Regions from separate parts of the Homo sapiens genome. Here region 1 is linked to region 2. A link is an interaction called in ENCODE POLR2A ChIA-PET data of the cell type or tissue named here. Cell type or tissue: B cell. All regions are shown on one strand. Each heading gives the region's core, and the rest is flanking DNA. Links, peaks and the distances in the headings are about the cores only.

Region 1 (5,377 bases), core at 311-5,310, 91 kb before region 2:
CACTAACACACCAACCTGGGCAAAGTGGCAAAATCCTGTCTCTACAAAAAATACAAAACTTAGCCAAGCTTGGTGGTGCACACCTGTAGTCCCAGCTACTCAGGAGACTGAGGTAGGAGGATCACTTGAGCCCAGGAGTTAGAAGCTGCAGTGAGCTGAGTTGGCACCACTGCACTCTAGACTGGGGAACAGAGACTGTTTCTCAAAAAAAAAAAAAAAAAAACCCTAAAGAATTGGTTAGAACGAGTAAATTTTCTTACAGTATTGATTTACTCTTAATAAAATTATAAAAAGTTTTAATTTTTAACCCAAAAGTTCAACTTTTATTGCATCTCTTGCTGTATTCAGCTTTCTCTCCCCTTCAAGAAGTTCTGAGATAGTAACTGTCTCTTTCAACTTTTCATCGGCCTCTGTAACTGTTTTTCATCACATTCTAACTGATGTGGCCTGATGTCAGAAATGTTTTGTCTTAAAGTCTAAAGGAAATGTTTTCATCTAATATAACATTCTTGTGCTCTTGGCTTTAAATTCGTCTATGAAATTAAAAACTCACTTATGACTCGGGACACACTCTGTGTCTAAATCAGTACAATTTTCATTAGATTTGACTTGCAGCTTATCTAAATGGACTCCCCATGGAGAAAAGCAATCACACTGCAGACGGTCTTTTTTTTTTTTTTTTTTTTTTTTTTTTGAGATGGAGTCTTGCTCTGTCGCCCAGGCTGGAGTGCAGTGGCGTGATCTCAGCTCACTGCAAGCCCTGCCTCCCGGGTTCACGCCATTATCCTGTCTCAGCCTCTCGAGTAGCTGGGACTACAGGCGCCCGCCATCTCACCCCGCTAATTTTTTTGTATTTTTAGTAGAGACGGGGTTTCACCGTGTTAGTCAGGATGGTCTCGATCTCCTGACCTCGTGATCCACCTACCTCGGCCTCCCAAAGTGCTGGGATTACAGGCATGAGCCACTGCGCCCGGCCAAAAGGTCTTTTTTTTTTTTTTTTTGCCTTTTGGTAACTGATGTAACAAGCAAATGTTTCATCTTATCAAAATAATTCCTATGTTATTGTTATTATTGATTTTCCTAAGAAAACTGAGATTGTAAAAAATTAAGATTATGACATTAATGTAACTTTCGGCATTACTTTTAAAGTCCTTGTGCTCTTAAGTTACAGGACTTTGACTCCTGGGTCTAAAAAGGACACCAAGACCTGCAAAATTTTAAACACTGACAGCAGTTAAAGCCTCATTTTTGGACCCTAGAGAAGATTACAATCAAAATAAACTGTGTTCGTGAGACACAAGGCCAGAAATTAAAACTATTATTATTGAACCCCTCTAGACCCAGGGACTATCATGGAAAAGGTGAGCATGCAAGATTGTAAGGGCCAATTTTGAGAGATGAAATTAGTTCAGAGTTTCTCTATAACTTAAACATTAATGTTAAAGGCACACTGAAGCAAGACCAGCATCTGGCTTATATAAATTATATCTTATGGTCAAGATGATTGAAGCTTGTTTATAAGATTGAGAAACTGGCCCCATACCTTGTCCCTTATTAGGGCTTATTATTTAGGAAAGTAAGTCTCCTCTCTCAAAAAATAATAATTTAAGGTCTTTGCATTTTTTTGAAGTGTCTGAGTTACTACTTTGGCTAAATGAATGACTTTAGACAATCACCTATGATCCTATTTTGTGATATTAAGTGTCATAGACTTTCGATATTTGACTAACTTTCCAAAATCAACTTCTAAATTCAGTCTTTGTGACCTCATTATTTTTTATATTAGATCTCCTGAAGTCCATGAGAGACATATTTGACTAATTTAGTACAATAAAATCATACTACATGAAGTAGCGCTGTCAGTTTGGGAGTGAATGAAGGGGGACGGATGCAGAAATAAAGACAAAGACAAAAAGATCTGTTTTGAAAGAAGGATCAGGGGGCTCCTCGCTTCTAGTGAGCAAAGGCCCTGAGCTTCTACAGCCCTTCGTATTTAATAGATGGAAAGAGCAGGAAGGGAGAGGTAATGGTTGGTCAGCTGCTTGATTTATCACAGGGACACGTATATCTATAACAGCCACAGGTGCTTCTGTGACCCACATTTTCCCTGGCGGGTCCTCACACTGGCTCAATAAACTTGGATGATTTGAGACTTTGCCTTGGTCATTCACTTTTGTGGTCCATGGGGGCCTGGTCATCAAAAGCCCAGTCAATGGGACATAGTCATTGCGGGCCTTGTCTGTGGTGACCTGGTCAGCCAGAGTCTTGTCAGTGAGGGGGAAGCCCGGTCAGCAGGATCTAAGTCAGTGGGGTTTTGCTCGGTGAGGAATTGGTCACTGGGGTCTGCTCAGTATGGGCCTTATCTGTAAAAATCTAGTCAGTGGGCCAGGCACGGTGGCTCATGCCTGTAATTCCAACACTTTGGGAGGCCAAGGTGGATAGATCACCTGAGGTCAGGAGTTTGACACCAGTCTGGCCAACATGGTGAAACCCCACCTCTACTAAGAATGCAAAAATTAGCCAGTTATGGTGGAATATGCCTGTAATTCCAGCACTTTGGGAGGCCGAGGTGGGTAGATCACCTGAGGTCAGGAGTTTGACACCAGTCTGGCCAACATGGTGAAACCCCACCTCTACTAAGAATACAAAAAATAGCCAGGCGTGGTGGCATGTGCCTGTCGTCCCAGCTACTCGGGAGGCTGAGGCAGGAGAATCACTTGAACCTAATCAGGAAGTGGAGGTTGCAGTGAGCCAAGATCACACCACTGTACTCCAACATGGGTGACAGAGGCAGCCTCCATCTCAAAAACAAACAACAAAAAACCTAGTCAGTGGGGGTGTAGGGAGTGGTATTTTGTTCAGTAGGGGCCTGGTCACTGGGGGTCTGGTCAGCGGGATCTGAAAAGTAGAGCCTCGTTAGTAGGGGTTGGGCGGTTAGCACCTGGTCAGTGGAAACCTCGTCATTGTGGTCTAGTCAGCTGAGGCCTGGCGGTGTGGTCCTGCTCAGTCAGCGAAGGTCTCACCATTGGAAGCATGTCAGTGTGGCCTAGTCAGCAGATCCCGGTCCATGGGATTTGGTTATTTGGGACCTGGTCAATGGGGACGTGTTCTGTGGGGACCATGTCAGCAGAGACCTGGTTGTCAGGGGTGTGGTCAGCTAATGCGGTGCCACCGAAGGACTCCCCAGTGGGGCCTACTCAGTGGGGCCCTGGTCAGTGGAGGCCTGGTTGTAAGGGGCACTGTTGGCAGTGACCTTGTCATTGAGCTCCTGGCCAGTTGGGACCAGTCAGTGGTTTGGGTCAGTGGGGCCTGGTCTGTGGGGCCATGTCATGTGGTCTGGTCAGTGGGGCCCTGGCAGTGTGGGCCTGGTCATCAGAAGCCTAGTCAGTGGGGGGGCCTACTCACGGGGGTGTTGGTCAGTGAGGACATGGTCATTGTGGTCGGCTTAACGGGATCCATTCAATGAGGGTCAGGTCATGGAAAATCTGGTCAGTGGGGTTTGATCAGCAGGGGACTGCTCAGTGGGGATCGGACCAGTGGGGCCTGGTCAGCAGGCGGCCGGCAGTTCCTGGGGCCTGGTCAGTGGGGTCCAGCAGTTGGGACCTGGTTGATTGGAGGGTCCAGCCCTACGGGACTTAGCGGGTGTTCTCCCCGTGTGCAGAGACGAGAGAGCGTAAGAAATAAAGACACAAGACCAAGAGATAAAGAGAAAACAGCTGGGCCCGAGGGACCACTACCATCAAGACGCGGAGACCAGTAGTGGCCCTGAATGGCTGGGCACACTGATATTTATTGCATACAAGACAAGGGGCGTAGGGTCAGGAGGGTGAATCTTCTAAGTGATTGACAAGGTGAAGCAAGTCACGTGATCACAGCACAGGGGGCCCTTCCCTCTTAGGTAGCCGAAGCAGAGAGAGAGAAGGCAGCATACGTCAGCGTTTTCTTCTATGCACTTACAAGAAAGATCAAAGACTGTAAGACTTTCACTATTCCTTCTACCGCTATCTACTACAAATTTCAAAGAGGAACCAGGAGTACGGGAGGAACATGAAAGTGACCATTGGAGCACAGCACCACAAGGAGGGGTTTAGGCCTCCGGATGACTGCGGCAGGCCTAGATAATATCCAGCCTTCCACAAGAAGCTGGTGGAGCAGTGTTCCCTGACTCCTCCAAGGAAAGGAGACTCCCTTTCGCAGTCTGCTAAGTAACGGGCGCCTTCCCAGACACTGGCGTTACCGCTTGACCAAGGAGCCCTCAAGCTGCCCTTATGCACGCGTTGACAGAGGGCTCACCTCTTGCCTTCTAGGTCACTTCTAACAATGTCCCTTCAGCACCTGACCCTCTACCCGCCAGTTATTCCTAGGTTATGTTAGTAACGCAACAAAGAGTAATATTAAAAGCTAATGATTAATAATGTTTATAATAATGATTGATAATTGTCCATGATCATCTCTATATCTAATTTGTATTATGACTATTCTTATTCTAACTATTTTCTTTATTATACTGAAACAGTTTGTGTCTTCAGTCTCTCACCTCGGCACCTGGGTAATCCTCCGCCCACAGTCAATAGGGGTCTGCAGCTGGGGCAAGGTCAGCGGGGATCTGATCAGTGAGACCTAGTCAGGTCTCACTGACTGACTAGGCCCTGGGGGTTGGGGCCTGGCCAGCAAGAGTCCAGTAGTTGGGGCGTGTTTGGCGAGGGTCTCATGGTTGGGGTCTGGCCAGCGGGGGTCCCACAGTTGGGGCCTGGTGAGCAGAGATCTGGCAGTTGCAGCCTCGTCCATGGGGGTCTGGCAGTTGGGGCCTGGTCAGCGGGGTCTTATAGTTGGGGCCTGTTTGGAGGGGGTCCAGCAGTTGGGGCCTGGTCAGAGGGGATACGGCAGCTGGGGGTTATTTGGCAGGGATGCAGCAGCTGGGACCTGGTAGGTGGGGTCTGGCGGTTGGGGCCTGGTCAGTGAGGATCAGATCAGTGCGGTCTAGGCAGTGAGGTCTGGACGCTGGGCCTTCATCTGCATGGGTCTCGCAGTTGGGACCTGGTCAGCAGGGGTCTACCAGTTGGGGCCTGGTTGGCGGAATCAGGCAGTTGGGACCTGGTTGTCGGGGGTCCAACAGTTGGGGCCTGGTCAAAGGGGATCCAGCAGTTGGAACCTGGTCAGCAGGGCTCTGGCAGTTGGGGCCTGGTCATTGGGGTCTGGCAGTTGGGGCCTGGTCAACAGGGGTCCAGGAGCTGAGGCCTGGTTGGTGGGCCGTCTAGCAGTTGAGGCCTGGTCATCTGGGCCCGGCATTTGGGGCCTGATCGGCGGGGATCAGAGCAGTGAGGCCTAGTCAGTGAGGTGTGGATGTGGGGGCCTGGTAAGCAGGGGCCCAGCAGTT
Region 2 (5,377 bases), core at 192-5,191:
AAGCATACTTTCTTAAGACGGAGGCCATTTGGTTCCTGGGAGAATAGGCAGCCCCACACTTTGAAGAATACAGACCCCAGTATCTAGTCGTGGATATAATTAAAACGCTGAAGACCATAACCTTTTGGGTCAACTGTTGGTCAAACTATAGGAGAGACCAGGGACCATCACATGGGTAGGGATTTTCCATCCAGAGCCAATAAAAGGACTGGTGGGGGCCGGGGGTGGCTATTGTGGGAAGTCATAACCCACAGATAGATCAACCTAAGAATCCTGGCCCTTCTCCACTCTCCACCATGCAGGACAAACATCTTCTCAAGCAGTCAACGTAGAATGCTTGGGAAATAGTCATAATTACCCACATATAGTAATTAATAGATGGTAATTAATTGATCCTTGATGTGATGTTCTTTTGCATATTTCCTTCATTCTAAAGTTGTTCCCTGGCCGGGAGCGTTGGCTTTCGCCTGTAATCCCAACACTTTGGGAGGCCAGGACAGATCACTTGAGGTCAGGAGTTCGAGACCAGCCCAGCCAACATGGCGAAACCATGTCTCTACTAAAAATACAAAAATTATGGTGACGCCTGCCTGTAGTCCCAGCTACTCGGGAGGCTGAGGCAGGAGGATCGCTTGAACCCAGGAAGTGGAGACTGCAGTGAGCCGATATCGCACCACAGCGCTCCAGCCTGGTCGACAGAGTGAGACTCCATCTCAAGAAAAAATAAAAATAAAGTTGTTCTCTGAAGAGCAAATGTCTCATTCCAGTAATGACCCACTCAGCAGGAATATGGTGGAGTTCAGTCCAATTCAGGTCAGCCATATCCAAAAGACCACAAGTCATTACTAAGTTGAGCAAAAGAGTTTTTATCTATTAGCAGAAAGGGCCTCTCTGGCAGCAGAGATTAAAAACTGGCCCAACTTCATTTCCATACTTCAGGGAACAGCAAATTGAGGATTTACTTATCTAGGACTTGAATTCCTTCTTTGGGACCAAGTTAATAAAAGACCAAGAAACTCCTGATTAAACTGGATAATGAAGGATTCTGTAGACAGGGCTGCACGTATCGGCTTTGTTTGACTTCTCTTTTCTCAGTTAACATCTCAGAGCTAGAACATTCCACATTCCCCAGCAGCGTGTGGGGGCTGACTAAAGTTTACAATTCCAACTAAAAATCACCCTGCTTCTGGCTTATCTGAATCCCTTACCCACCCCACCCCACCACCCTACTCCTATTTATTCAGCACCACACTACCCAGGAAATACACTAGCAAATTGTGCAATGGAATAAAATCCACACTTTAGATTCTTGCAACTGTATCATATGTAATAGTATCACTTTTTCTACATTTTGGTCAAATAAATTTTTACATAAACTACAATTTGCGTGAATTTTAGAATGTGTGGGGGTACACAGAGCATTTTGGTTCAACAAATGTTAAAGGGATGGAAAGGGAAAATAACCAGAGCCAAGAATGTAGACAAGGTTATCTATTTGCTTTATACTGTGACTTCATGATACAAGGATATTACAGTCTCATTGCAGGCGAGAGCACTCAGCCTCGGTCACTCGAAAACTCCTGGCCTTCCTTATCCCCTACGCTGCCTAAGCCAGGCTGTGAAGAATGAGTAGGATTTTAAGAGATAAAAGCAGGGAAAATCATCTCTGTTGCCTGAGTTAGGAAGATCTGCCTAGCTAAGGCTGAGTTACACATACAAAGGAAAGCAGACCAGCATGGGCACCATAGTGAGACCCCGTCTACAAACAATAACAAAAATTTGGCCAGGTACAGTGGCCAAATTACACCTGTAATCCCAGCACTTTGGGAGGCCGAGGCTGGCGGACCGCTTAGGGCCAGGAGTTCAGGACCAGCCTGGCCAACATTGTGAAACCCCATCTCTACTAAAAACACAAAAATGAGCTGGGCATGGTGGTGCACACCTATAATCCCAGCTACCCGGGAGGCGGAGGTTGCAGTGAGCCGAGATCACGCCACTGCACTCCAGCCCCGGTGACAGAGCGGGACTCTGTCTCAAACACACACACACAAACTAGTGGGGTGTGGTGGCACATGCCTATAAGTCCCAGCTACTCGAGAGGCTGAGGAAGAAGGATCGCTTGAGCCCAGGAGGCAGAGGATGCAGTGAGCTATGATTGGCCTGTGCACTCCAGCCTGGGGGACCGTCTCTGAGCAAGACCCTGTCTCAAAATAAGTAAATAAATAAAGCAAAGCAGAAGCAGAAAAGCTGGAAGGTAGGCTGAGCCCACACTGATGACAGCCTGAACTTAATTTAGTCAGGAGTGGAGAGCCACTAAAGACTAGAGGAGGCCAGGTGCGGTGGCTCACACCTGTAATCCCAGCACTTTGGGAGGCTGAGGCAGGTGGATCATTTGAGCTCAGGAGTTCAAGACTGGCCTGGGCAACATGGTGAAACCCCGTTTCTACTAAAAATACAAAAATTAGCTGGGTGCACACCTGTAATCCCAGCACTTTGGGAGGCTGAGGCAGGTGGATCATTTGAGCTCAGGAGTTCAAGACTGGCCTGGGCAACATGGTGAAACCCCGTCTCTACTAAAAATACAAAAATTAGCGGGTGCACACCTGTAATCCCAGCTACTCAGGAGGCTGAGGCAGGAGAATCACTTGAACCCAGGAGGTAGAGGTTGCAGTGAGCTGAGATCATGCCACTGCCCTTCAGCCTAGGCAACAGAGCAAGACTCTTGTCTCCAAAAATAAAAAATAAAGACTAAAAAGACTGGAAGAGGCCAGGTGCAGTGGCTCCCACCTGTAATCCCAGCACTTTGAGAGGCCGAGATGGGCAGATCACGAGGTCAGGAGATTGAGACCATCCTGGCTAACAGGGTGAAACCCCATCTCTACTAAAAATACAAAAAATTAACCGGGCATGGTGGCACGCACCTGTAATCCCAGCTACTCGGGAGGCTGAGGCAGGAGAATCGCTTGAACCCAGGAGGCGGAGGTTGCAGTGAGCCAAGATCACACCACTGCACTCCAGACTGGGCCACAGAGCAAGACTCCACCTAAAAAAAAAAAAAAAGACTGGAGGAAACAAGTCAAGCAATACATTAGGAAAATCCACTTAGCATTCATCTTCAAGAAGGTCTAGCATTGGGGTGGACTAAGGCAGGAAGCCCAGTTAGGAAAAGGTTTCAATAATCCAGTACAGGTTGCCATGGAATACGAGGGAAGAAGTGATTCGAAGGAAGTAATCTTAAAATTTAGCTCGCTGGATGGCAGAGAACTTAGAACAGAATGTCAAAGACCACTACAGTTTCACTACCTGAATTTTGATATTTTGCCTCAAGATCTTCTTTTGAGGAGGGGAGGCAGTGAATCAGAAAGAGAAATGAAAGCCTTTAAAACATTAATGGAGTCTGCAGACAACTTTCTGTTATCGAAAAAATAACAAGCCGGGCGCTGTGGCTCACACTTGTAATCCCAGCACTTTGGGAAGCCAAGGTGGGCAGATCATCTGAGGTCACAGACAGGCAGATCACCTGAGGTCAGGAGTTGGAGACCACCCTGGCCGACATGGTGAAACCCTGTCTCTACTAAAAATACAAAAATTAGCCAGGCGTGGTGGCACACGTCTGTAATCCCAGCTACTTGGGAGGCTGAGACAGGAGAATTGCTTGAACCCAAGAGGCAGAGGTGGCAGTGAACCAAGATTGCGCCACTGCACTCCAGCTTGGGCAACAGATCAAGACTCTGTCTCAAAAATAAAATAACAGGCCGGGCACGGTGGCTCACGCTTGTAATCCCAGCCCTTTGGGAGGCCAAGGCGGGCGGATCATCTGAGGTTGGGAGTTCGAGACCAGCCTGACCAATATGGAGAAACCCCATCTCTACCAAAAATACAAAATTAGCCAGGTGTGGTGGCGCATGCCTGTGATCCCAGCTACTCGGGAGGCTGAGGCAGGAGAATCGCTTGAACCTGGGAGGCGGAGGTTGCCGTGAGCTGAGATCCTGCCACTGCACTCCAGCCTTGGCAACAAGAGCAAAACTCTGTCTCAAAAAAAACAGCAGGCAGAGACAGGGGAGGATAACGAGCCCAGCCAGGGGTTCAAGACCTGCTTGGGCAATATAGCGAGATCCCATTCTCCAAAAATAAATTAATAAAAAATAAATAACTGGCTGAGCACGGTGGCTGACATCTGTAATCCCAACATTTTGGGAGGCCGAGGTGGGCAGATCACTTGAATTCAGGAGTTTGAGACCAGCCTGGCCAACATGGTGAAACCCCGTCTCCACTAAAAATATAAAAATTAGCTGAGTGTGGTAGTGGGTGCCTATAATCAGCTACTCAGGAGGCTGAGGCAGGAGAATCATTTGAACCTGGGAGGTGGAAGCTGCAGTGAGCTGAGATCGCGCCACTGCAATCCAGCCTGAGTGACAGACTCTGTCTTTAAATAAATAAATAAAATAAATAACCGAAAATGTAGTTATAATAAAAGTATACAATTAAAGCATTTCCTTTAGGCCAATCCAACCTTTAATGGGCACTGGGCTGATTCAGATGGTTGGTGCAGAGAATGTGAATGAATAAAGTCACACCCTCCAATAAAGGCCCTGCCATGATTTGACCACAGTTCCTCCTTTGTGTGTCTGTTTCTCCCTCCTCCCTCCCCACTTGGGTTGTAATCTCATCTCGGGATGCTGTTTTAGTCATGCTTATGGCCTCAGCACTTCACACTTCACTGTGTTCAACGGACCTGTCCCAACTTTTGGGGAGTTCCCAATGCCATGAAGTATGGCTGGAACACAGCATGAGGTCAGAACCAGACTGTGAGGGATTTCAAACGCTAAGAGGAAGATTTTGGACTTTATCCTGCCCAGAGACCACAGATGGCTATTAAAGGAAGTGGTTTTTTTGTTTGTTTGTTTGTTTGTTTTGCTTTTTGAGACAGGATTCCACTCTTGTCACCCAGGCTGGAGGGCAGTGGCGTGATCATGGCTCACAGCAGCCTCGACCTCCTGGGCTCAAGCAATCCTCCCATCTCCACCTCCCGAGTAGCTGGGACGACAGATGTGTACCCAGCTAATTTTTGTATTTTTAATAGAGACAGGGTTTCGCCATGTTGCCCAGGCTGGTCTGAAATGCCAGACCTCAAGTAACCTGGTTGCCTCAGCCTCCCCAAGTGCTGGGATTACAGGCATGAGCCACCGTGCCCAGCCTAAAGTATTTTAGAATAAGCACACTGCAGGGTGGAATCTGGGTTAGAGAAAATGGTCAGGGAGACCAGTGGAGAAATGTAATGATTCCACTGTGGCAATGGAAATGGAAGAATGCAATTCAAGAGCTATTTGTTTTTTTATTTTTTATTTTTGAGACAGAGTCTTGCTCTGTCACCCAG

The links. Peaks named below come from ENCODE experiments on the same cell type or tissue, not always from the same donor. Only the 100,000 strongest peaks of a DNase experiment are listed, where the experiment ranks them.
Region 1: POLR2A ChIA-PET joins it to region 2 with 5 read pairs; 4 of 35 experiments call an interaction of 5 or more read pairs at or near these places.

What each region holds. Positions count from the first base shown.
Region 1 is chr19:16,010,434-16,015,810 of GRCh38, forward strand. It overlaps LINC00661 (long intergenic non-protein coding RNA 661), which reads left to right and starts at 5,201. Exons shown (of 9, transcript NR_026828.1): 1 at 5,201-5,356. LOC105372291 (a long non-coding RNA gene) reads right to left here and starts at 4,623. Exons shown (of 2, transcript XR_936355.1): 1 at 4,538-4,623; 2 at 3,703-3,952. In B cell, for the core only: no CTCF peak of the experiment used is centred there; no DNase peak of the experiment used is centred there.
Region 2 is chr19:16,101,624-16,107,000 of GRCh38, forward strand. TPM4 (tropomyosin 4) reads left to right here. Exons shown (of 8, transcript NM_003290.3): 8 at 1-1,379. Among named protein-coding and RNA genes, the nearest start is that of RAB8A, 7.6 kb to the right of the region's middle. In B cell, for the core only: no CTCF peak of the experiment used is centred there; a DNase peak (open chromatin) is centred at 3,298; H3K4me3 peaks cover 596 bases; H3K27ac peaks cover 3,115 bases.